3 separate regions of the Homo sapiens genome follow, and all the other regions are linked to region 1. A link is a loop called in an ENCODE intact Hi-C map of the cell type or tissue named here. Cell type or tissue: IMR-90. All regions are shown on one strand.

Region 1 (8,000 bases):
GGTCTACTTTCACCCCTGTAACATATTCCTTGGGTAATGTATTGAAAGTTAACGTGACCCATCCACATTACTTCCATTTGAAATACAGAGCAGTTCAGCCCTTGGGGTCACCTTCTCCCTCTTTTCCCCACTCTGCCCTTAGGCACTCCCACCCTGGCCTCTCCCCTGCCTATGTTCTTGTTACCTCCTGCCAGCCACTCCAAAGGCAGCCTCAGATCAGAATTCCTCATACCTCCCTTGCTGGATGAACTAAAATATTTCCAAAGTAGCAGCAAATATGGCTGTAAAAATGTCCATGCAAAATGCAGATGCCCTTCTTGTTGCTGTGATCTTCTGAAAGAAATGGGATCACGGCCTCCTCTGGGCTCTGTTTGTTAGCCCTGGAGGGGAGGGGGCAAACACCACAGACATCTTGCTAGCTTCTCCCAAGAGCCAGGAACATGTCAGCTCTCAGCAACTCAACTCTTCCTTTTCAGATACATCTGGTCTCAGGGCCAGGCATCACACGAATAAAAATAAAGTACAGTAGAGTAAAATTTTGGCTAATAATGACTGTTCCCTACTCAGAGTTGGTAGGGTGAGGATACAAAAAGCCATAGAAAAGTATTGATACTCTATAATAAATTACAAACATATCATTTAATGTTATTTTTAAAAATGGAGAATGAAAGCAGTGAACTTAGCTTAACAGTGAAATTAATGTGCTTATCTTGACTTTTGGAAGGAAAATTTGAAAGGAATGGTTAAGCTGCCACCCAGTATAAAATGGTCAGCCATAAGAGGGGCTGAATGTAGACCCAGACAGACCACCTAGCCTTCTTTCCCATATCACCCCCTTTTTAGTGGTGAAAACAAAACACCAGGCTACCAAGAAACTGCCCTTCCTGTTTAATGTGCTTGTGACTTTATGATCCAAGAGTCACATATCCAGGAAGAGGTACCCAAAAATCTAGTGCTGCAGACACTGTTTAGCAGAATAAACTCCATGTTTCCAAAATAAAGCAGCATCTTAAGTCAGCCTAAGCACCAGTGTTAGAAACTAGGGTTCCAACTGCCCTTTCTGGAATCCTACACCCCTGCAGCATGAGACGGAGTGAGCATTGATACATTAGAGCATTATTTTGAAGCATTACTTTCTGGCTTTTTATTGGCTATTACTGTCAGGTGAAAATCATGGCATATAGTGTAAAAAAGGCAAAAATCATGAAACTAACACACAGTTTTTACAAAAAGCACATTTAAAATATTATAGACATTAATTTTGACTTGGATTTTAGGAAATGTTTCAAAAGGGGTACTTTAGAATGGTGACTATATGGTACCCTGTGTCCTATGAATCTCATTTTTCTATCTGTGACACTGAAACCAGTGCTTGAAGATTGCAAGCAAGCTGGGGTGGAGAAAGGTGATATTGTGCATGCTACAGCCCTGTAAGGCATGGTTGCTAAGCTACTCAGGAAGCATGGCCCAGGCTTAGGAGCCTGACCATTGATGTTAATGATGTATTTCACATACTGAAGTCTCAGGAGTCATCATAGCCATTACTCTCTGATTTTGCCCAATGTTCACACACATTGTTGAATTGTTTTAAAAAAGAAATCAGTGCTGTGAATCTGAGTCAACTAAATGCTTTTGCTTTGTGTTCAGCCAAGATTTGCAGCCTTTTTTCAGAGGTTTTAAAATTTTCAGAAAAAACATTTCTAATGTGTCTAATGTGTCAGTGGTAACACTGACTTAATGGTAAATGGTAAATGATTTAAGTTTCCTTGTCAGAGTCAGTATTATTTGAAGGAGTTAGGAAGGCAGTCTGAGGCTGTGATGAGTCTCCTTACCTCCCAAATGATCAAGATGGCAACCCCAGCTCGCAAGCCATTCAAGGCGGGCATAACGTACCATGGGTTTTCTCCCTTTGATCCACATACCCTTCTCCCGGGAGCTGGAAGAACTGTGAGGAGAAAGGGAGCTCTTGAAGTTGAAGCATCAGTGAGGAGAAAAACCATTCACCCCTTCCCCCCACTATGGCTGAGGACTGGCTTCTGAGACAGTTTAGGAAACTGACAAAGCCATGAAGGAATGGCTCAGCTATCGACCATCTGGACATCCAGCAGTATCTATCCATGTCCTTATCTTTGTGGGGCTCTTTCTAGCTGGACACACTAGATTCTGCCCGGCCCAAGGCCTCTGGAGAAATCCAGCTTGGGCATGCATGCATGCAGGGAGAGCCACACAGCACAGCTGTGAGGGCAGGAGCCAGCCCTGGAGTGTGCCCCAGGGAAGACACAGCTCTCAGGAGGAGACTGGAAAGGGTCCTATGGAAGACATTGCCCTTCCCATTCCCCTCGTTGAAGTGAACTTTGGGGACAGGAAAATAACTGCATTTTAGGTGGTCAGCCAGGCTTCCTTCCTTATCTGTTATGAGAAAATGAGAGACACCAAAATCTGACAGTTACAGGCTAGATTTAACATACTACTCAGGCACTATCTTTAACAGCCACTTTCATTAACTAAAATTGGGTTTCTAATCATATTTTTTTAAAAGAACCAAGAAGGAATGTACTATTTCCTGTAGCCAAGTAGGTCAGGTCAGGCAGTCTGCATGTCCATCCAGACACTCCTTCCCTGTCATCATCGACAGACCGCCTCCTGCCCTGCCCTAAATGGTGGGGGCCAGCCTCCCATCCAGGCGAGGACAGCTTGGCTCTGAGCCACCTCAGATACAAGCCAGGCCCAGGGCTCAATTTCTGAGCTCTGGCATTTCCATTAACAATGCCTTAAAGGAAAGCAAGCAGGGGCAGTCATTTTATGAGTTATATCTAAGGATGTTTGATGTTCAGTTCTAACTCTACATGCCCAGGGGAACCCCAGCACTGGCTTAGGCACTGTGCAGCACTCAGGGTTAGGGGGCCACACCCACTCCTGCCTTCAAAGAGATTATACTCTGATGAGCATATACCATGAGTAAAGAACAAGGGTTTCCACGGACATCCTCACCACAGGGAAGACTCGGGTACTGCTTGTATCAGAAGCTGGCCCAGCAGAGCCAGTGAGGTTAGGATTATCGGATCCCAGTGCTGGAAGGGATCTTGAAGGTCCCTTGGCTACGACCCTTTCTGCCAACTGTGCAGCCACGCGGGGACCCCCTTCTGCTCTATAACTGGCAGTGCCCTATGATTACTTTCCTCAGTGGCTAACAGTCTTCATAGCTGCTTTAAATTCCTCATGCTGTGGTTTAAAACTTAGTTTTCCATCTTTCCTAACGACGGTACAAAGAAGCAGTCACCTTATTCAAATTCTGAAACCATTAATGATCCTTATTCCTCCCAGAAAATCAGACTAATTTTGGGAATTTTTACAGTTCCCAGAAATCTGATTTCCTAACCCACAAGGACCACTTCTCTGCCATGTACTTCAGATGGACACACACCCCTCTGGCTGATAAACCCCACTGGATCTGACCCTGGCTGGTGGGAGGGGACCCTGGGGCCTCCTAGGACTGGACCTCTGTCTTGGCTCTATCTCGCTTATTCATTTGTGACTGGACAGTGGGAGCCTGTCCAGACACATGTGTACCTGGTCCATTTGCACGCTATGCTCATGGGCTTTCTTCTGTATAGTGGAGCTACTGTCTTCGTTCATGATCATCTCACTGTCAGCTTCTGCCCACTGGCCCACCTGCCAAGCTGATTACCCATTTGTCCTTCCAAAGTACTTGAATTAATTTGTCTTCTCCCCTTCCCATTCTCTTCCCCTGATGCACACATCCCAAGCACACACTTTCTAGTCAAGATTGTTTAAAAATACATATTTGTACACATTTTACAGCAAAAAAACTTTTGTGGCTCAGCTGCATACCCTGAGGACTTCTGCTGAGCCCCAGTGCATAGCAGAGCATAGTTGGAAAATCACAGCTCTAGCCTCATCCACAGATGTGAAGAGTGAAACAGCACTTGGTTGGCAGGAAATCCTCAATGCTGAGTAGTAGTGGCTCCCTGAGGTACTGTAGTCTGCACTTCCAAGAGTGGGGATGCCTCTGGTCAGAAGGGAAGGTAGTGAGTCCAAAGGAAGCTGAGAATTCTCCATGAGCTTGAGTTCTGTTCGCAACTGCTCCCTTCCTTCAGCAAATCCAAGTTTCCCCCAGAGAATCCCATTCCCCTAGACAGAGCAGGTGGTTCTCCCGCGAAGAGAGTCAGATACAGGCCACTGAGGGGGTCTTCCTGGCTAGCTGAAGCAGAGCCCGCCAAAATAGCTTCTTTTCCAATGAAACATTTCTGAATATAACACCAGAAGCATCTATACAATTGGAAAAAATTGCGTGAATTTTAAGGATTGAACATGTATTGTTTTAAACATAGGAATTTATAGGTGCCTTAAAAGCATACACATCCACATTACACTGAGTAGATCGAGTCTTTTTCTCCTTTGCCTGCCTTCCTCACCAACCTCCTGCCTCTTCACACTGTGTGGGGTGTGTTTTGGTGGTGTGTGGTGGGGAGTATTGGCTTAATTTGAGTTTTTGTAAATAGCATTTGCTTGGAGCCAAATGCAGAACTAAATAATAGAGTAAAATCCTTTGCCTTGTTCTAAATCCTGAGAGTTCACTTGCCTTACCCTAAGGCCCCCGACTCTGTGCCCACCCACACCCCTACTCCCCAGTGGCAGCAGTCAGGCCCCAGCCCCCATGCTGTCTCTTTTCTGTGCCTCTGTCCTGGTGCCAGGGCTCTGAGCTGCTGAGAGCTTCGCTTTGTGAGATCACCCCCATGGCTTCCTTCAGCTTCAAGGGTGTGGGTGGCCTCTAAATCACTCTATAGTGCGAGGAGCAATAACCCAGAAAGTCCATATGAATAATACTTGGTCCTCTTCTCTGAGTCTTTAACCAAAAATGAAGTCCACTGCCCTGGCCAGAATTCTTCCTTGGCTGTTTGACAAAACTTAATTCCACAACTGTTTCCTCCCAGAGGATGACTCTTAGTGTAAGCACATCCCTCTTTGAGAATCTGACTGTTTCTGGGAATCAAAAATGTGGGTTTATATTTCCGATACTTCTGGAGTGCCAGGTTGTTTGGTTTTGTTTTCAACAAAATGTTTGGCCCTAGAAATGCAGCAACTTGCTCTGTTGCCAGGAGCTTCCCTGCCAAGTGTCTTGTGCACAGCCCTCTCCTGGGTGAGCTCCTGGACAAAGCCTCATGCCCTGGTAAACCCTGCAGACTGCAGCCACTATTCTGGCCTAGGTCATAGTCTTGAGCACCAGCTCTGCTAGGGCTACTCAGGCATTGCACTTGTCTGCAGGTGTTAGGAATTTATGTTACTGAAGAGTGAGCAATGTCATTGTGAGAGCATGTGCAAGAGCAAGCTTTCCTGCAATACCTAAAGAAAAGCAAGGGGAATAGTAGGACCTGGGACAGCAGTCCTAGGCCCATTAATTCCCCTTGCCCCTCTGACAGAATTTCGAACTCAGTATTCTTCGAATACTCAGATGCCAGGGTTGCCATTGTAACAGAATAACAGTGGCTGGGGGACACCCATTCAGTGGCTCTTCAGAAAGAACAAATTCACTGGGTGGATATAACACTTAAGGAAAATGCTCAATAAGCCACCCATTGAGTCTCAGAGCAACCTGACCAACAAGGTGAAAACCATTTAAAAGACACATTGTCTTGCTGGAGAACCTTCCTCCCCTGGGTTTCACCATGGAACTTCAGCATTACATGACTAATGGGCACGTAAATTAAATGTTACTAAGCAAGAGACTATTCTCACTTCTTGCCACCCTGAGCAGGGCAGGGAAGCCAGCCAGCAGTCACAGTGATGGGGACAGCCTTAAAGGCCCATAGTCACTTGGAAGACAATGGCAGAGCCCTTAGGGGTTTGCCCAAGCCAGGTAGGATGTTAGCACCAGCCTAGTGCTCAAGGATGAGGACAGTCACATCCACCAGCCCCCAACCCTCAGCAATGAGTACTCATTCTAGGTCCTGATAGCTGCCTTACTTTGGCCCCCAGATCACAAGTCCCTTTAAAGGAAAGCTGATCTCCTCGTCCACTGTGGCTTGTGCTTCCTTTTGTCCCAGGTGCCACCCACGGGCTCTGAACATTCATCCTAGTTTGCTTGCTCCCGCATCCCGAGCAGCATTTGAGTCTTATGTTTGAAATGGGTTCATTTGAGCCAGCAACTCCCTGCTTCCCTTTTGTGCCTCGTGCACTTGGAGTGTCCACTGTCCTTTACCTGTATCCCAAGGCTCCTTCTCTGAGACTTCCCAGCTCTCCTGTTATTTCCCACCTCATGCTTTTCTTTGCAGCTGAACCTTATTCACAGTGAAATCAGTAATTTAGCCGGCTTTGAGGTGGAGGCCATAATCAATCCTACCAATGCTGACATTGACCTTAAAGATGACCTAGGTAATTGGGGACGGGGTTCGGCACCACCAGCTGTCAGATGAAAAGTTATGGAACCCAGAATTTAGGCATTTCATCTTCCCAGACTTTACAGTGGTCAAGCCAAATTTCCAAATCCAAGATTGATATTTGAGTGTAGACGCTGAATATCAACTTACTCCAGGCCATTCCAAGTGTAAACGGTCTGTTTCATTAAGTGTGATTGGCTACTCTCTCCTCAATTGCAAATACATTGCCATCTGAATTCTCTTCCATAATGATCAAACTGACTGCTGGTTACTTGGGGAGGGATTTTTAAACGTGTTGGTTTTTGTTTGTTTTTTTGTTTTTACTTTAGAACTGAAAAATCTCAGGTAACTACAAAATGATAGTTTCTCCATTTAAACCTTAATTAGAAATGACAAAGCTTGAAAGAGAAGACAGGCCACATCAGTATGCTATTAAGCTGTCTTTAGTCCACAATTTACTACCATCACTTCAACTTTTCTTTAGAACTGAAAACAGTATATGACTGAATGCCACCTTCTTGAATTATTTGGCTAGAGGATGGTATTAAACAGAAGGGCAATATCTCCAAGTGAGTTCTTATGGAGGAAAACTGCCCCAGAGCCATGGTGTCTCCCTGTTCAAGATGGCAGATGGTTCAGGGCAGACTGAGAGGTGCCCCTCAAGTGTCCTGCCTCTATGGCTTTATCTTTGCATATGTGGCACTGTCAGCTCAATGGCACGACAGGGCTGCTCTGCTGCTCTTCGATGTAGAGGCTTGCCAGGGGAAATAGGCACACAGATGCAGCCTCCTTCCTAACCCTCAACTGCAATCTATTTTGTATCCCTTGAGCTCTCAGCTTCTGCTGTTTTTGTCAGATAGCAGACTTCCTTACTGGGAGATACACTCATTCCATGGGCCCAGGCCTGACCCACACGAACTGGGTGCAACAGTGGGCTGAAAACATGAGGACTGGACTCAAGAGTGTCCAGCTTGAACTTGTTTTCCAACTGCCTTATACAGATACTTAAAAAAAAAAAGGCCACAAGCTAGAAAAAGCAAGGATTCTATCCAAAGCACATTTTATACTAAAATACAAAGGCCAGGTGCAGTGGCTCACACCTGTAACTCCAGCGTTTTGGGAGGCTGAGGCAGGAGGATTGAGTGAGGCCAGGAGTTGGAGACCAACCTGGGCAAGATAGTGAGACCTCATCTCTACAAAAAATAAAAAACTTAGCTGGGCTTGGTGACACGTGCCTGTAGTCTCAGCTACTCAGGAGGCTGAGGCAGGAGGATTGCTTGAGCCCAGGAGTTCGAAGCTGCAGTGAGCTATGATTGTGCCACTGCACTCCAGCCTAGGCAACAGCAAGATCCTATCTGTAAAAAAAAAAAAAAAAAAAAAAAAAAAAAAAAAAAAAATTAAACCATAAAAATAAGATAGGCTAGAGTAAGAGATGGGCCTGGAAAAATATTGATAGAGATCGGCCCATATGTTGAGGGGAAAAAATAAAGGCAGTCCTCTACATATATCAATACTGTTCTCTGGGTTTTCAAGAGAAATCCCTTGAAGGTAGACAAAATGGTAAATGTCACAAGAATAAAAATCAAAGCCTGCAAGTTGACT
Region 2 (8,000 bases), 200 kb before region 1:
CCCAGCACTTTGGGAGGCTGAGACAGGTGGATCAACTGAGGTCATGAGTTTGAAACCAGCCTGGCCAACATAGTGAAACCCCATCTCTACTAAAAATACAACAATTAACTGGGTATGGTGGCGGGCACCTGTAATCCAGCTACTTGGGAGGCTGAGGCAGGAGTAGCTGGATTACAGGCTTGAACCCGGGAGGCAGTGGTTGCAGTGAGCCAAGATCACGCCATTGCACTCCGGCCTGGGTGACAAAGTGAGACTCTGCCTCAAAAATAAATAAATTAAGAATTTAAAAAGCACCCACAATTCTGTGCACATTCTAGCACATATATTTCTGGAGGAGCCCCCGAGTAACTGGTTGCCTCCAGGGAAGACAGCTGAAGTCAGCAGAGGGAGACTTTCTTTTCTGGAACTCCTGGGCTCAAGCAGTCCTCTCACCTTGGGCTCCCAAAGTGTTGGGACTACAGGCGTGAGCCACTGCACTTGGCCTTTCTTTTAATTATACTTCTTTTGATATGTCTGATTTTTATTCCTGTGCTTATACTTCTTTTTTAAAAGGAAGCAGGTCTTTTTTAATAGCAATAATTTTCTTTCTTTACATATTTAGAGTATCTGCTAAGTACAGAGTTCTCCATTTGGTGGGATACAATAACTGACTGCCATATTTACACGACTTCAGGGAGCAACATTTGCCAAAAAAAAAAAAAAAAAAAAAAAAACAAAACTGCCTCGTGGAATCATGCAATGCAGCAATCCATTGAGGAAAATACCAAAGCCACCTCAACACAAAGAGAAACTCACACTAGGAGAAATTGTAGACTTGGGAGCTGGACACTGCCCCAGATCGGCTCTGAGAATGAGGCACCCACTTCAAGCTTCAGTTTACGGAAGGAAGGACAGAAAGAAGAAAGGAAACCCCTGCTAACTTGGCAGGGCAGAAGGGGTCTGGTTTGAGTGTCAAGAAGAGATTTCCCTTCAAGGCAGAGATTCTACAATCCCCATCAAGGAACAGGGGCGAGGGAGGGTGGTGAGCTGCCCTCTGGGCACTTTTCTTTCCAAGTCTTTTGCACCCACCTCCCAACCCTCCCCGTCTGGAAAAGGCTTCCGGGAATGAAGAGGAGCCCTTGGGAGGCAGGCATTGAGCTCCACCTCGTGGCTGCTCAAACAGCTCCCTGGAAGTGGCAAATGATTTCCAGAGTGAATGCAGGGCTTGGAAATGCTCCAAATAAAGACGTTACCTAAAAGTTCATGGGACACCTTCACTTCCTCCTCCATCACTCCTTTTCAGTGCTGTGCCAGGTGAGGAAGTTTAGCCCAAGTCCCATCTGGGATCATAGCTGCATATCAACTTCTAGAAGCTCCCCAGCAGCTGGGCCCACTGGTTGGGAGAGAGCCCATCAATGGCCCTCAGACAACAGCCATGCCCATCTGCTGAGGTCCTCAAGAGGACAAAATGCCAAAGCAAAATGTCACATCTCTGGTCTACATGAAATAAATAAATGATTTGAACTCCTGCAAAACTAATGAGATTTTGCCACAGGATCTCTGAGATTTTGTCAGGCTCTTAAAAAATATTAATTCATAATATAATATGGTGTGGTCTAGAAACAGAGATGTATGATACCTGGCTTCTCTCCAGCCTGTTATTTTTATTTATACACTAAATCCCTGGAGATAATGTTAAAGTTTCAATTGCAGCCCATCCTTGCTGCATCTCCTATCCTCCCTTTATGGAGCACTTACTGAGTAATCGGCAGGACACTTGCACAGATACAGAGTTCCAACTCATTCTCACCAGATGTGTTAGCAAACTCATCTCGAGGCTAAGGGGAGAGAGACTGACCGGGATCAGCTGAGCTAGAGGACTTGGCCTCTGCACCTGCCACCATAGAACCAAGGATGCCTCTTACAAAGGCAAGGCTGGGGAGGGCCCTGTCCACCCACCTCCTAGTGACTCAGATGAAGACACTGAGGTCCTGAAGGGGCAAAGTCACAGCCTAGAACGCCCTCCCTCCCCAGCCCCCTGTCTAATACTCTCTCCATGAAGCCACACTGTCTCTAGCTAAGGCTCAGAGGGAGGTCATTCTTACTGTAACAGAAAGAGGGGGAGGCCACACCCACCAGAATATCATTGGACCCCATTCTCTGAGAAGTGTCATAAGCTTTCCAAAGTGTTCAACACGAAGGCTGTAGAGACCAAATTCTGGAAGGCCTCCAGCAGGTCACCTTGCCCAACCCTCTCATTTCACAAATAGGTAAACGCAGCCTAGTTATAAGAGCTGGGGAGCAGGGGCAATAGCCAAGGAGGCTCCCCCCATCATGCTTTATGTCATGACAGGAAGCTGAGTTTCATGGAAACTGAGGCATGGTCCCAACCCCATTCTCTGCACCCAAAGTGCAGTGCCATAGCTGCTCATATGGACAGACCAGGCTAGGCCTGAGACAGTGGCAGATAATGGAGGCAGGGTATAGGCAGAAGATCAGGGGACCTTACCAACTACACTGTGACCTCTCCCCCTGTAAAATAAGCAGCAAAAGCCACCTCTTTGGAATTGAGGTGGAGAGAAACTGGCTGTGTTGTTGCTTTTTCAATACACCTTGGAGACTTTTCCATATCAACGCATAAAGAGCCTGCTCATTTTTTACATACTTTATTCTCCCACACCTCTACTGATGGACACATGGGCCATTCCCAACTTTTATATTTCAAATAACATTGCAGCAAATAGCTTGTACATACATCATTTCACAGGTGTGCAGAAATACCATTTTGCTTTTCCAAGTCCTTGCTTGCTCAGGTTTTGCCTCTTTGATGGAGCCTCTCTAAGCTTCTCAGGCCAATCCAGGTCCCTCACTTCTTCCGCTCTCCTTCAGTTTATTTTCACAGATCTTTAGGCACCCACAAGAAAGGACAGAAATGGGCGGCCCAGGCTCCAACTCACACCTTTCGGTTCTGCGCGGCAGAGCTGTGCTTCCAAGTTCTCCTGCATTCCCCTCACCTCTCATCCCACTTCTCTTCCCACAGTCTTATACATACAGCCCAGTGCTGTGGGTCCTGTACCCAATGGATGATTAATAAACACTTCATGGGTGACAGATCAATGCCAAGTTGTTGTGCGGCCATATCTTATTCAACCAACAGGTGGCGTTGTTCTCCACCTCTGGACAGCTAAGGCCGCTAGCTCTGCTGGATGCCGCCTCCTGAGAGAGCAAACTCCTGAGGGTGGGATGTGGCTTCAATGATGACTTTTGTTCGTGTGATTGTCCACACAGCTTTCTACACAATCCCTCCAACAGCCCAAGGTCCTCACTGCAATTTTCTTTGGTATCACCCTCTTCCGTCCCATTCCATTGAGCAGGTGTGTGGCAGTTTGTATTGCCCTATATACGGGGAGACAGAATCGGAGACAGAATCGCCTAGTGGTTATGAACTTGGCCTCTTGAATCAAACTTATGTTCCAAACTCGATGCCACCACTCAATGGCCTCTAGCAACTGACTCCACCTGTCTGAGCTTCCATTGCCCTCAGCACAATAAGGAGTGTAACAGCACACACCTTGTGGAGTTGGTGTGAGGAGGAAATGAGACGCTGTGTGCAACATCTGCACAGCGCTAGGCACATGGTAAGTGCTCAGCAGACACTTGTTCTTGTCCATGTTATGTGGCTATGCATAGTCTGTTCAAAATTGTCTCTGCATCCTGCTCCTGTGCTCCTGAAAGCTATTTTTTTTTTTTTTTTTTTGGAGATGGAGTCTCACTCCGTCACCCAGGCTGGAGTGCAGTGGCGCGATCTCAGCTCACTGCAACTTCCACCTCCCAGGTTCAAGTGATTCTCATGCCTCAGCCTCCCAACTAGCTGAGATTACAGGCGCCCACTACGATGCCGGGCTAATTTTTGTATTTTTAGTACAGACGGGTTTTCACTATGTTGGCCAGGCTGGTCTTGAACTCCTGACCTCAGGTGATCTGCCCACCTCAGCCTCCCAAAGTGCTGGGATTCAAGGCAAGGCTTTCTTAATACCCACTGGTCCTCCACAGTTCTTCCCACACTAGAAGCTCGTTCCTGCTCCAGAGTCTGCACCTGCTAGTGCCCGGCCTGGAATGCTCTCCCTCTAGCTTACCCCATGGCTGGCTCCTTCTCATCCTTCAAGGTCTCAGCTTCAAGTCATCTCAGAGTTCTTCCCTGCCACCCCAGCTGCGGTAGGTCTCTCCTGATTTTCCCCACAATGTCACCCTGTACATTTAGCACTTGCTGCCACCTGCTGTGATCAGAAGTGTGTATTTATGTGACTGGGGTCTGTTTTCTCATGGGAATGTGAGCTCCATGACAGCAGCTCCATGAAGTTTTCTCCAGTTTCCCAGCACCTCACATGGTGACCCCGGCCCCTGGGAGGCGCATCAGTGGCTGGCGGGTGTCAGGTGAGTGCATGGCCATGTGTAAGCAGAGCTGCATCTCGTTCACTGGCTCCTTGGCATGCTCCTGTTTTCCTCCTGTCCCCAGGCCAACCACCACCTCTCTGATGGCAGGAGTGGAGTCTTTTCCCACCAGCCCTCAGCTGACCCACCACCAGTGCTCACGGGGAAGAGCCAGGACTTAGAGTGCTGGGGAGCAACTCAGAGGGCTGCTGAGGACTTAGAATGGGGCCAGAGCTCCTCACACTCCCCCACCCCAAGTATACCTCAGGGTGCTTCCTGGGAATGATGGAGGTGCGCTCACAAGTGGCTTTCCTTAAAGCCAGTTCCAGGCCTCTTGCTGCTGATGCTGTGACCCAGGTGTGCCCCGCACTCAGCCACTGCTCTGTGCCCTCTCACTCTGAGGAGGCCCTCCTCTTCCCTGGCCCTGGTGAGCATTCTGATGTGGACTGGAAACCCTGTTCATGTCTTTTCCTACATTGTGAGAAGCTGCTTGCATGGCTGTTTTTCACAATGAAAAGACATATTTACTCTGGCAAGTGCAGAGGGTTCCTCTGAGCACACACAATATGATTCAGAGACTCCCATGGGTGCATGCTTGACACAAAATCACCCTATGGAAGTCAGGTCTTCCATATTCTGTCCACCAAGTCAGAAAACATCCTCATGCCCCATGTTCACTTTGGACACACCCCACTTAGAAGCACATAGCTTCACAAATGTGGAGCAAATCACTCACACAGGCTTCATTCTCCCCTTCAGACAGATTTGACTGGAGCTTCCCAGCTTCCATATGTCATGGCAGGGCAGTCACTTTATCATTTAAAACACGTTAGATCCATGTCCACATTCAACGACAAAACATACTGAGCACCTCTTACGTGGCAAAAGTTGTTCTAGACATTGGGAACATGAGGTAATAAGCTAAACAAGGTACTGCCACCATGTGGAATTCTCAGTTTAGTAGAAGAGGCAGACAAGGAACAGGTAAACAAATATATAAACTGCTCCCAGCTGACTTGCTAGTGGAGGCAGTGTGATGCGATGGGGGTGACTGCTGGGGCCAGAAGGGTGGCTTTGGCCAGGATCAGGAGGGCTTCTGAGGCCAGACCTGGAGACTGAGAAGGAGCAATACAGGGAGCACTCCAGGCAGGAGGAAGCACGAGTGCAAAGCCCCGGGGAGTGTGAAAAACGCAGAGAAGGCCAGTGTGCTGGAGCTCAGAGGGCAAAGGGGGAGGACCTGGAGATGAGGCTGAGATACCACCTCCCTCCCAGGTCAGCAGGGGTCAGGTAATCCAGAGCCTTGTTAATCACACTTAAAATGAAGACACAGAGGTATTCTAAGTGTAATGAAAAACTTTTGAAGGGTTTTAGGTGGGGAATTTAAGTGATCTTTTACCCAGAAAAAGTTGATTAAACAGCATGGCAATGAATGAATAAAAGAACTGAATGAACAACTTCTGAATCTATAAACATATGCTACCTAGGGTCTCTTGGTGCCAAGGTCATGCTGAGTTCTGCAGGAACATAGAGACAAGAAGCTCAGGACAGCCCACAAACTCTAGAACCATGAATGCCACACCAAACCGAATGTTCCCTCCACTGCTTAGAGAAACTGCCCATTTAGTTCTCTGGGCCCCTCATAAACTCGACCCCCTGTGTGGGTAGGGAAAACAGATTGGAGAGCAGATAGTTTAATATCACACATGGAGCTGCCTCCCCAAGATCTCAGCTGAAGGCAGTGCTGCTCCCAGGATCCTGGAGATCTCTAGCTGGTCTCCAAGTCCCTGGAGGATGCCTTTATACCCCTCCACCTCCCACCCTCATCATCTCTTTTTGACATTCAGAAGATGAGGCTCAAAAAGGGATTTTTTCCAGGTAGCAGAGGGAACCCAGACCTCCCAATTCTCACCAAGATAACAGGAACAGAGACCAGCTCCAAACACAGCAATGTCCCCTGTGTGCCCATAGTCAGGGCCCTTCCCCACAAGAGCAGCCAACCCGCAGACAAGCACAGACCTTCTCCACCTTCCCCACAGAGCCCTACCCACCTCCACAGCTGAGGACTGCCCTCCCTCACAGAGTGGGACTACGGCTTCCATCCCCACGGCCCCAGCACCTTGCTGGAGCTGGCCACAGAGCAGGTGTTTACATAATGGGGCAGAAGGAGGATGGTGAATGGTGAAGATCATGGGCACTGAAGCCAGAGAGCCCTGAGTTCCATCCCGGGCTCTGCTGCCTGCTGGCCCTATGACCTTGGACATGAGTCTTAACTTCCTCAAGCCTCAGTCTCCCCATATTTTAAAGGCAGACAAAATACACCAGTCACAGGTTTGTGTCTGGATTTAATATAATCCACATACTGAGGGCTTAGCTGAGTGTCTCCCTCACAAAACTAGTTTACAAATGGTTTTATACAAATCTGAATGGTGATGCTGATGATGGAGTCAGGAAGTCAAGCAGGACTGACACTGGCACTCCTGGTGCTCATGCAAACAGGCACCTGGGACATATTTGTTAAAGCCAGAAAGAAGGAAGACTGGGATGTTCTAGAAAGATTCCTGCTTTTCTAAACAAAGTTTTCTGCGTAGCCCTCAAATTAGCAGAAAATCTGGTCCTGCTAGGTTCCCAGCACTCTCACCCCACCCTGTGCCAAACCCTAAGAGAGCCACCTCCCAGATCCCACTCCAGGACACCTCTCTGGGTGGTAGCAGGTGTTGCGGTGAGCAGCTTGTGGTTTTGAGAGCTGGTATTGTCACCGTGACAACTCCCCACTTCTCTCTCCCTCAGTGTCCAGAGAAGAGGCTGGAGGCGTCTGAGGGAGCAGAAAGAGTATCATGTGGCCAGGGCTTTGGCACAGCTTGGTGACAACTAACTGTGGCCATGGGAGTGATCCGCAGCAGCAAAGGCGTGGCCAGGGTTTCTATCTGCCCTTGCCTGACGCCCACCAGCAGCAGGGGTAATTAGGGACCTCTCCTCCACAGATTACGGTGCCTCCATTTCCCATCCCACTCCACTTTTATCTCCTAAAGTCACACAACCACAGAATGGGTGAATGAACACCCACCCAGCAAGCCCTCTTCTAGCCAAGTGCTGAGCACCCATCACAGAGGGCCTGGGGCTGCTGGTGCCAACTTGTGGGCCAACTCTCAGGTTATAGGAGGTGGAGTAATCCTGGAGAAGTGGTGCAATCCAACACCCCATGCCCTTCTCTTCTCCCCTTAAGGTGAGGAAGAGCTATGTATGTGCACGCATGTATCCATGCATGTCAGCACCCATGCAGGCATGAACACCTGGTGCCCATGCACAAATCCATTCCCTCCACAAATATCCCTTGAGCGTCAACTATACTCAAAGGATATGAATGATGATGGTGATGATGATGAAGTCAAGAAGAGGGACTGACACTGAGCATCCTGGCCCTGGGCACTCCCAGTGCTCATGCAAACAGGCACCTGGAAAAAGCTAGGCACTGCCAAGCACTGAGGGTACGGAAAAGGGTGGTGCAGAAGAAAAAGGGGTAGTCTGCGGGCAGATGTGGAGAGGTCACCTTTGTAGACTCCACCCACAGGCATCTTTTTTCCCAGCACTCA
Region 3 (8,000 bases), 70 kb before region 1:
GCAAGATGCAATTTACAGGACTGGTTCTGTACACAGTTAGTCTTCTTGTAATGATTAGTGACTACTATTGACTGAGCGCTCCTTCTGCAACAGGTATTTTACATTTAATAGCTTGCCTAATCCTCATGATCCTGAAAAATTAGCAGTATTATCACCCCGTGTTGGTCAAGTTCAGTGTAAGAAACAGAAGTCACTCTAAGTATTTCAAGCAAAAGAGGATTTTCATAGAGGGAATCAAATGTTTATAAGATTGTGGTTAGGGCTGGAGGAGCATGTGCAGGGGGGTGACAATGAGCAGTTGGATATGTGGACACATCACACAGCTGAGCTATCAGGAAGCTGCTGTAGCTGCCACCAGAGCTACTGTCACGACTACTTCTCCCACCCTTGAAGCTAGTGACCATCTTCCTTGGCTGCCTCTAAACTCACCACAACCAAGTTTACCAGCAACCTCAGAGGGAGGAAGAAGGTGTCCCTCAGTTCTGCCTTATAGACCTCTCACAAGAACCATGACTAGTGGAATTTATTTCCAGCCAGAGCCCTAGCTGCAAGGGAGTCTGGAAAGCTTTCCAGGCTGCCCAAGGAAGGAGAGTAGAAGTGAGAATTAGAAGACCTTGCAGCCCCATTTTTCATTTGAGTCCAGAGAGATTAAGTCATTTGCTCAGGATCATCCAGTTGGTAGTGGAGCCATTACTTGAGCCCAAGTTTGTAGGACTCTGAAGCCTGATCTTCCCATTGCTTTCCAGAGAATTTAGGAGAAAAAGCGTACTACATGTTCTAAGCATTCCTTTTAATTATAATTATATTGGATGGTTATTATTTGATCTGATTAAATTCCCAGTGGATTATTCTGAATTTTAGAGATAATGACTCGACTAGGGCAATTGTGACAAATGAATTGTTCCAGTATGAGGGGAGAGGGGGTAAAGAGGGTGAGAGAAAATAAATGGGTCTAGTCTGGATTTAGGTGCAGAGCAAACCTGTTTTCCCCTAGATCCCTATTCCAGGCTCCAGGTTCTGGAGCCCCAGCCATGGGCAGCCTGGGGAGCTTTACAGCATCATTGTTGGAGGACAAGCATGGAAGAGCAACACTCACAATTTAGTCTTACTGGCATTTAGGTGTCATGGATTAGGGCATTTCATCCACACAACAACTTATGAAGGAGGCAACTATCTCCATTGAATTTCATACGAGGAGATTGCGTCTCAGAGAGGTAGAATGACTTGTCCACTATGACACAGACCATCTGTGGTAAAGCCAGAGTTGGCCCCTGAGTCTGTTTCAGTCCATATTCTGAAATTCTTAGCCCTTGGCCATGTCTATACCTCCCTGACCTTACAAGTTCTGGCAGCCTCTCAGAGCACACAAAAACCTGGACTAGTCCAAAAAGGCTGACCACCAGTTGGGTGGAAACTGTTTGTGGCAGAGCCATGGTCACCGACTCCCCTGACTCCAGTCTGGAGAACTCAGTGGAGTGGGCTCCAGCAGGCCCGGGAACCACCTGGGGCTAGGCCATCTCTCTCTACCAGTGATTGCTTCCAGATCCATCGTGCAGTTCCCCACTGCACCTCGTCCTGTGAGACTTGGGGCAAGTCCTGAAACCACATTGCTCCAGCTTGAGAAACCTTAATGGCTTGTTAGTCCAACCTTCCCATTGCACAGATGGAGAAGCAGAGACTCTAAGAAGGTACCCTGCCAAAGATAATTCCCATGGCTGGGATCGGGGAGGGCATAACCCAGGCCTCTTCATCCTCGCTTCAACTTTGGTGCTAACATTTTTAAAAAGAGGCATTATAGCCCAAAATAATGGGCCAGCAACTGAGCACCCCTTGAATTCCTCTGATCACCGAGAACCCCTCTACCTGCCCTTCCTTGCTGGCAGCTTTGGAGACAGTGGTAATGTTCCATTTCTCGACCTGGATGAGAGTTACCTGGCTATACTGACCTGGTGAAAGTTCATTGGGCTGGACACTTACTTTTTTTTTGTATTTTTCTGTATTATGTCATGCTTCAATTAAAAAAAAAATCTTACTTAAAAATAATGTTGGCTGTACACCTTCCCCAGGACCAGAAAAATATTCCCATGTTTTAATTGAAAGGTATCTTCCTCTAATCTCAAGAGGCTGAAAAACTGTATCCAGTGCTGCTGTCAACTCCAGAATTAAGTAGACTTGGAGATGAAAAGGCCAAGAAGGTTCAAGGGCTCTGACAGAAGCTGAGACATTCCTTTTACTTTACTTCACGAGGCAGAAATGCACCCACACAAATGACACCTGTGGCAGAGACTTAATAGTTGTTTACAAACTACATCTTCCTCCTGGGCAACCAGCTAGACTACACTTCCCAGCCTCCCCTTCACGTAGGCACAACCATAAGACTGAATTCTGGCCAATAGAATGCCCAAAGTGGGCAGACGTGATGGATGCAAATTCCAAGTCTGGCCCATAAACACTCCCTTGTACAACCCCTGATTGCCTTTTTCAATCTACTGAGTAAATAGAAAATTCTCTGAAGCCTTAAGAAGAGTGGAGCCATTAGCTAGGAGGAGCTTGTGTCCCTATGACATCACATGGAGGAGAGCAACATAGGAGAGTTACCTAACCAGGAAGACCTATGATGGGTCACTGCATGAGCAAGACATAAACTTTATTTTGCAAAGCATCGAAATGCATAACTTATTTGTGGCAGCAGTTGGCCTACTCTGAATAATACAAGAGCCATTCTAAAATTAGGCAAATAATCTTCTCAACCTAAAGTCAGCCCCAAAGTATTTTTAAAAATCTGAGAAGCTACAGTGGCCTCTTGCCTGTTACCTATTGACTCATAAATCAGAAACAGTTTTAACAAGGGCAATTCACCTCTTTCCCAGGTCATTAGGGCAGCAGATCAATGGAGAAAGATTCATTCTTATAAAATGTGAGATTTGGTAGTCCTTTTTAAAAAACTATTGTTCTGTCTCCTCCCTTGTTGACAAAGAGCATGTAATAGCAACGTTCTGGACCCCTTTAATACAGGGGCTAACAGTTCTGTACCACCAGAGGGCGATACTATGTAATAGCTGGTGCACATAATACCTGAATCCTCATGACAGTGAGAAATGGAGTCAACATTTATAGAAAGGGGCCAGAGGCAGACACTAGAATTGTGGACAGGTTCCCGAACAATAGGATGGGAGACAGCACAGAAAGCTCCTTTCACACCTACCCCCCAGCTTCCATCTCCTTTGCAATTGTCCTCACAACTAACTCTGCCCATATTTTTCCAACACGTATAAAAATTCTCCAGCTGAAAGACCTGCTTGCATAAGGCAAGGAAAAAATGTGCTCAAGCTACCACCTACCAAAACATCCAAACACGTAGAGCTGTTAGAAAATGAAGACACTGAGAAAAAACAGAAAGAAGAAGACAGGCACACAACGGGACAGGCCCCATTTTGTTCTCTGTTGGGTCTGGGGCCTGCAAGAGTCTACAAGAAAACAGCAGTTTCTCCAGCATTACCCTGTGGTTTCCTGTTAAAACCAAGGGTTGAGAGTTCTGCTTCCTAGAATGGGGAGCTAGCTTTTTTCCAGGCCAAGCCTTTAGCTGAAAATAACTAGAAAAGGACAAAAATATGTCATTTAATCTGTGTGATGGCATTGAAGAGTAATGACAGACCTCCAGAAGCAAGATCTAGGGGAGAAGGAAGCCCAATTTTCTCTTCTTTCTTTCTTTCCTTCTTTCTTTCTTTCTTTTTTTTTCTCTTAAGACAGAGTTTCACTCTTGTTGCCCAGGCTGGAGTGCAATGGCGTAATCTCAGCTCACTGCAACTTCCACCTCCCGGGTTCAAGCGATTCTCCTGCCTCAGCCTCCTGAGTAGTTGAGATTACAGGTGCCCACCACCATGCCCTGCTAGTTTTCTTATTTTTAGTAGAGATGGGGTTTCACCATGTTAGCCAGGCTGGTCTTGAACTCCTGGTCTTGGCCTCCCAAAGTGCTGGGATTATAGGCGTGAGCCACCACGCCCAGCCAAGGAAGCCCAATTTTCAGCAGTCCTTCTCCTTGGGATATTTGCCATTTCAAACTTTTTGGTTGAAAAGCTGGTCAGAAAGGTCCAGCTGAGAAGCTGAGAAGAACTTTTGGCCATCTCTCACCTGGGTGCAGGTACAAAAATTAGAATTCAAGATTTGCCAATCAGGAGAGGCTATGATAAGCAGCTCAGGTTTTAAGCTGGGATCTCGAATATCTACAGCATAGGAATAAGAGAATCTTGGCCCAGGTTTCCTAGAATGCAGAGCCCAAAGAAAAAGCTTGCATGCTTCCTAGGAAATACAATTGCAGGGAAGCTGGAGTGAGGAAGAAAGGTGAGTGAAGCAGAGTAGGATGAACATATATAAGGAAGTGGATCACTGAGCTTTACAACAATCACAGCTGACTGCTCCATTTCATGGGAAATGCTATGTGTCTCTGAACAGTCCTTCCAAGGGTATGCAGGTTGAGAATTTTCCTGCCAGTGCCTTGCATCTCTTGTCCCCTAGAGTAAAAGTTCACTCCATAGAGGGTTAACTCCTACATTTCCATATTATACGCCAATCCCTTTAGCAGTGCCAAGACAGACATATCCCACACCCTTTACATCTGGGTGTAAAAGCTGTAGGGGAAGCCAGAGACACTTCACAGCAGACTCATGTGTTAGAATAATGCTGACTTGAATGCCTTTTTCAGAGTCAGTAACCCTTGTGTTGGCCAGGGCTGAACAGGTAACCAATAGCCCTAAAGACAGGCGAAACTCATAGGATCTGAGAAAGAATGTAAGAGGTATTTGATACAACGAGTGGACCAGAACTAGACCAACTCTAGCCAAATCTAGCTTCCAATATTAAATCATTTCAATCTCTGATTGGATTATGGAGATCTGCCCCTGGAAAGGCAAGACTAAGATAAAGTCCAGTGAGGGACTCCCTCTGGGTGCAAAATGCAAGGGGGCTCAAAAAAAACTTAATACTTGTCATAAATAATCTATAATTGCAATATTTTAAAAATCAAAATTAATGCAAAATATTTATGACAAAGAAATATCAAAATGTTTGGAAAATGGTGTTTTGATTGGAAACTGCAAGATTAATGACAAAAGGAACTGCGCAGAAATAAGAAACTTTACTAGTGAAGCTGTTCCTCACAGGGATATAGGTTAACAATTCTGAACCTGCTGCACATATATGATGGGAATGAACAAATGAGTAAATGAAACAGAGAGAGGGGGTGGAAGCCAGGTTTCCCACTGTTAGAGCTAGAGGTTGCAGAGACGCATGTGGGGAAGGCTGGAATGAAGCATGTGGTTGTAGATTAGTGCAGACAGCAGTATGAACTCATGAGTAGCTTAAAATAGATACAGATGGAGAGAGACAGAAATAATTGCAGACATGTATGTATATAAATATATATGTGGGTTATTACATATGTACATATACTTCCTAGCTCTGTCTACTGAGAGGGCCTAGGAGCGATGATGTTCTAGCAACAGTGAGGATGCCCAGTGCCCTAATCTTGGTTTCTGGTAAAAGCACGCAGGGATCTTTGGAGAAATGGCTGATTCTAAGGCTGGGCCTGAAGCTCATCCTGTAGTACCAGAAAATAAGGAAGTGCTCAAAAAAAGCAAAACCATAGGGACATGACTCAAGAGCCAACCCGCAAGAGCTCTCAACAGCTAAATCTGGAACAATTTCAGCAACATGAAATTACAGTATTGGATTATAACCCCAAGTGTAAAATACATATCCATGAAGCCATACTGATACAAATTATTGAATAAATAAATCAAGGAATTCCAAATAATTTATGTAGCTACTCCCTGCTCCAGGAGGTGGACTTCACTCTCCTCTCCACTTTCAAATGTAAGCCATGCTCATTGAGTTGCTTCCTAAAAATAGAGTACAAAGAGGCGGAAAACACTCGCTTTATGGAGGAGAAACCTCGCCAGCACTATCTCAGCCCTGGGATAATCAGTGATGAGTCATGTTGATGGCGTGTACCTTGATATGATGTGATAAGACTGGCACTTCACCTCTGGTCTTCTTCCCCCAACCATGAGAAAAACATCAGATAAACCCAAACTGAGGGACATTCTACAAACCACCAGTACTCCTCAAAACTCTCAAGGTCTGAGAATTTGGAGAAACAAAGAAAGTCAGAGATTGTCACAGACCAAAGAAGCCTAAGGAGACACAAAGGCTGAATATGATATGGCAGAAAAAGAGCATTAGGGAAAACTAATGAAATCCAAAGAAAGTACGGAGGTTAGTTAAGAGTTATGCACCAATGCTGTTTTCTTAGTTGTTACAAATGTGCCATAATAATGTAAATTTTTAACCATGGGGGAAGTTGGGTCCAATATACATGGAACTCTCTGTACTATCTTTTCAACTTTTCTGTAAGTTCAAAACTATTTAAAATAAAACTTTGATTTAAAAATAAGATAAACAGGTAAATCCAAATAAATTTTCACTGTTGAAAACATCAATAATAACGTCTTGGGGGGATTATAAATATGTTTGATATTATTTATAATTAAATCATATTATAACAAATAACACATGTATTATGATTTATATATTAAATCATAATACATGTGTTATTTGTTATAATATGATTTAATTATAAATTATTAATTAAATTATTTACATATTAAATCTTAATAAATATAAGCATATACAATTATGCATGTAATTAAAATATGCAACAATAATAGCACACAAAGGGAATAAATGGAGCTAGGATGTTCTAAAATCCTTGCATTGTCTGGAAAATTGTAAAAATATTCATTTATATTAGATTTTAATAAATCAAAAATGCATACTGTAATCTCTAGGTTCATCACCAGTAGAATGTAACTAATGACTAATAAAGAAGAAAGCTATAATAATATAATATAAAAATAATACAAAAAGGAGTAAGAAAGGAAGTCGAGCTTAAAAGAGGTGAAACAAGTAGAAAATAAAGAGTAAGTTATAATGCTGAAACCCAAATACGTTATAAAATTAAGCATAAATGAAGAAAGTGCTCAAAATAAAAGTGTAATTAGATTAGATACAATAGCACTGACAACCAAAACCTGCTTTAAATATATACTTAAATATAAGGATACAGAATTACTTTAAAATAACTGGGTAAAAAAAATTTAATTCAAACATTAATTTTTAAAAGGTTGATGTAGCTAAGGGGACTTTAAAACAAAGCATTACTAGAGATAAAAAGGAGTAATGTATGTTTAAAGGATCAATCTACCACAAATATACAACAATTCCCAATTTGTATGCACTTCATAGGTTCAAAATATAAAAAGCAAAATTCACAAAACTAAAAGGAAAGACAAATCTACAATTAAATGGGCGAAGATTTAAATACATTTCTCTCAGTAATTGATAAAACAAGCAGAAAATAATAAGCAAGCATTTAGAAGATTTGAACAATATGATTAAAAAGTTGATCTAATCAACATATCTAGAGTATGACCTCCCAGCAGTGAAAGAATAAATATACATTCTTTTTAACTGCACATGAAAATTTGCCAATATTGAACATACATTAAGCCGCAAAGCAAATTTAAACAGATTTCAAAAAACTGGAATCACACAGAAGATATTCTCTACCCACAGTGGCATTAAGCTAGAAATAAATAACAAAGTTACTAGAAAATCCTCAAATATTTGGAAATTAAGCAATATACTTCTAAGTAAATCATGGGTCAAAGAAGAAATCACAGTGGAAAGAAGAAACTAACTGAATAACAATAAAAATACAACATACTAAAACCTATGGGATACAGTAAACCCAGACTTAGAGAGAAATGTATACCCTAGGATTCATATAAGGGAAAAGAGGAATGAGCATCTATCCCTAGGAAGTTAAAATTATGACAGCAAATTAAACTCAAAGAGTTCCACTTTTTAAATTTCAAAGTAGATAGTGGAAAGGCAACGCTCCTGCTAAAATGACCTAGAAAAATCAGACAACTTATAAAAAT

What was found. A loop is a pair of places that touch in the nucleus more often than their neighbours do. Peaks named below come from ENCODE experiments on the same cell type or tissue, not always from the same donor. Only the 100,000 strongest peaks of a DNase experiment are listed, where the experiment ranks them.
Region 2: a loop joins it to region 1, with 5 times the contacts of the local background. A loop is called at or near these places in 2 of 110 quality-filtered maps.
Region 3: a loop joins it to region 1, with 4 times the contacts of the local background. A loop is called at or near these places in 16 of 110 quality-filtered maps.

What each region holds. Positions count from the first base shown.
Region 1 is chr5:135,351,339-135,359,338 of GRCh38, reverse strand. MACROH2A1 (macroH2A.1 histone) reads left to right here. Exons shown (of 9, transcript NM_138610.3): 6 at 6,294-6,393. Among named protein-coding and RNA genes, the nearest start is that of MACROH2A1, 44 kb to the left of the region's middle. In IMR-90, no CTCF peak of the experiment used is centred here; DNase peaks (open chromatin) are centred at 2,638 and 4,908; H3K27ac peaks cover 1,777 bases.
Region 2 is chr5:135,547,167-135,555,166 of GRCh38, reverse strand. No RefSeq gene overlaps it. Among named protein-coding and RNA genes, the nearest start is that of NEUROG1, 15 kb to the right of the region's middle. In IMR-90, CTCF peaks have their summits at 1,140 (motif pointing left) and 3,133 (motif pointing right); a DNase peak (open chromatin) is centred at 3,166; H3K4me3 peaks cover 285 bases; H3K27me3 peaks cover 4,471 bases.
Region 3 is chr5:135,421,325-135,429,324 of GRCh38, reverse strand. No RefSeq gene overlaps it. Among named protein-coding and RNA genes, the nearest start is that of DCANP1, 22 kb to the left of the region's middle. RefSeq lists an enhancer at 3,118-3,167. In IMR-90, a CTCF peak has its summit at 3,039 (motif pointing right); a DNase peak (open chromatin) is centred at 3,034.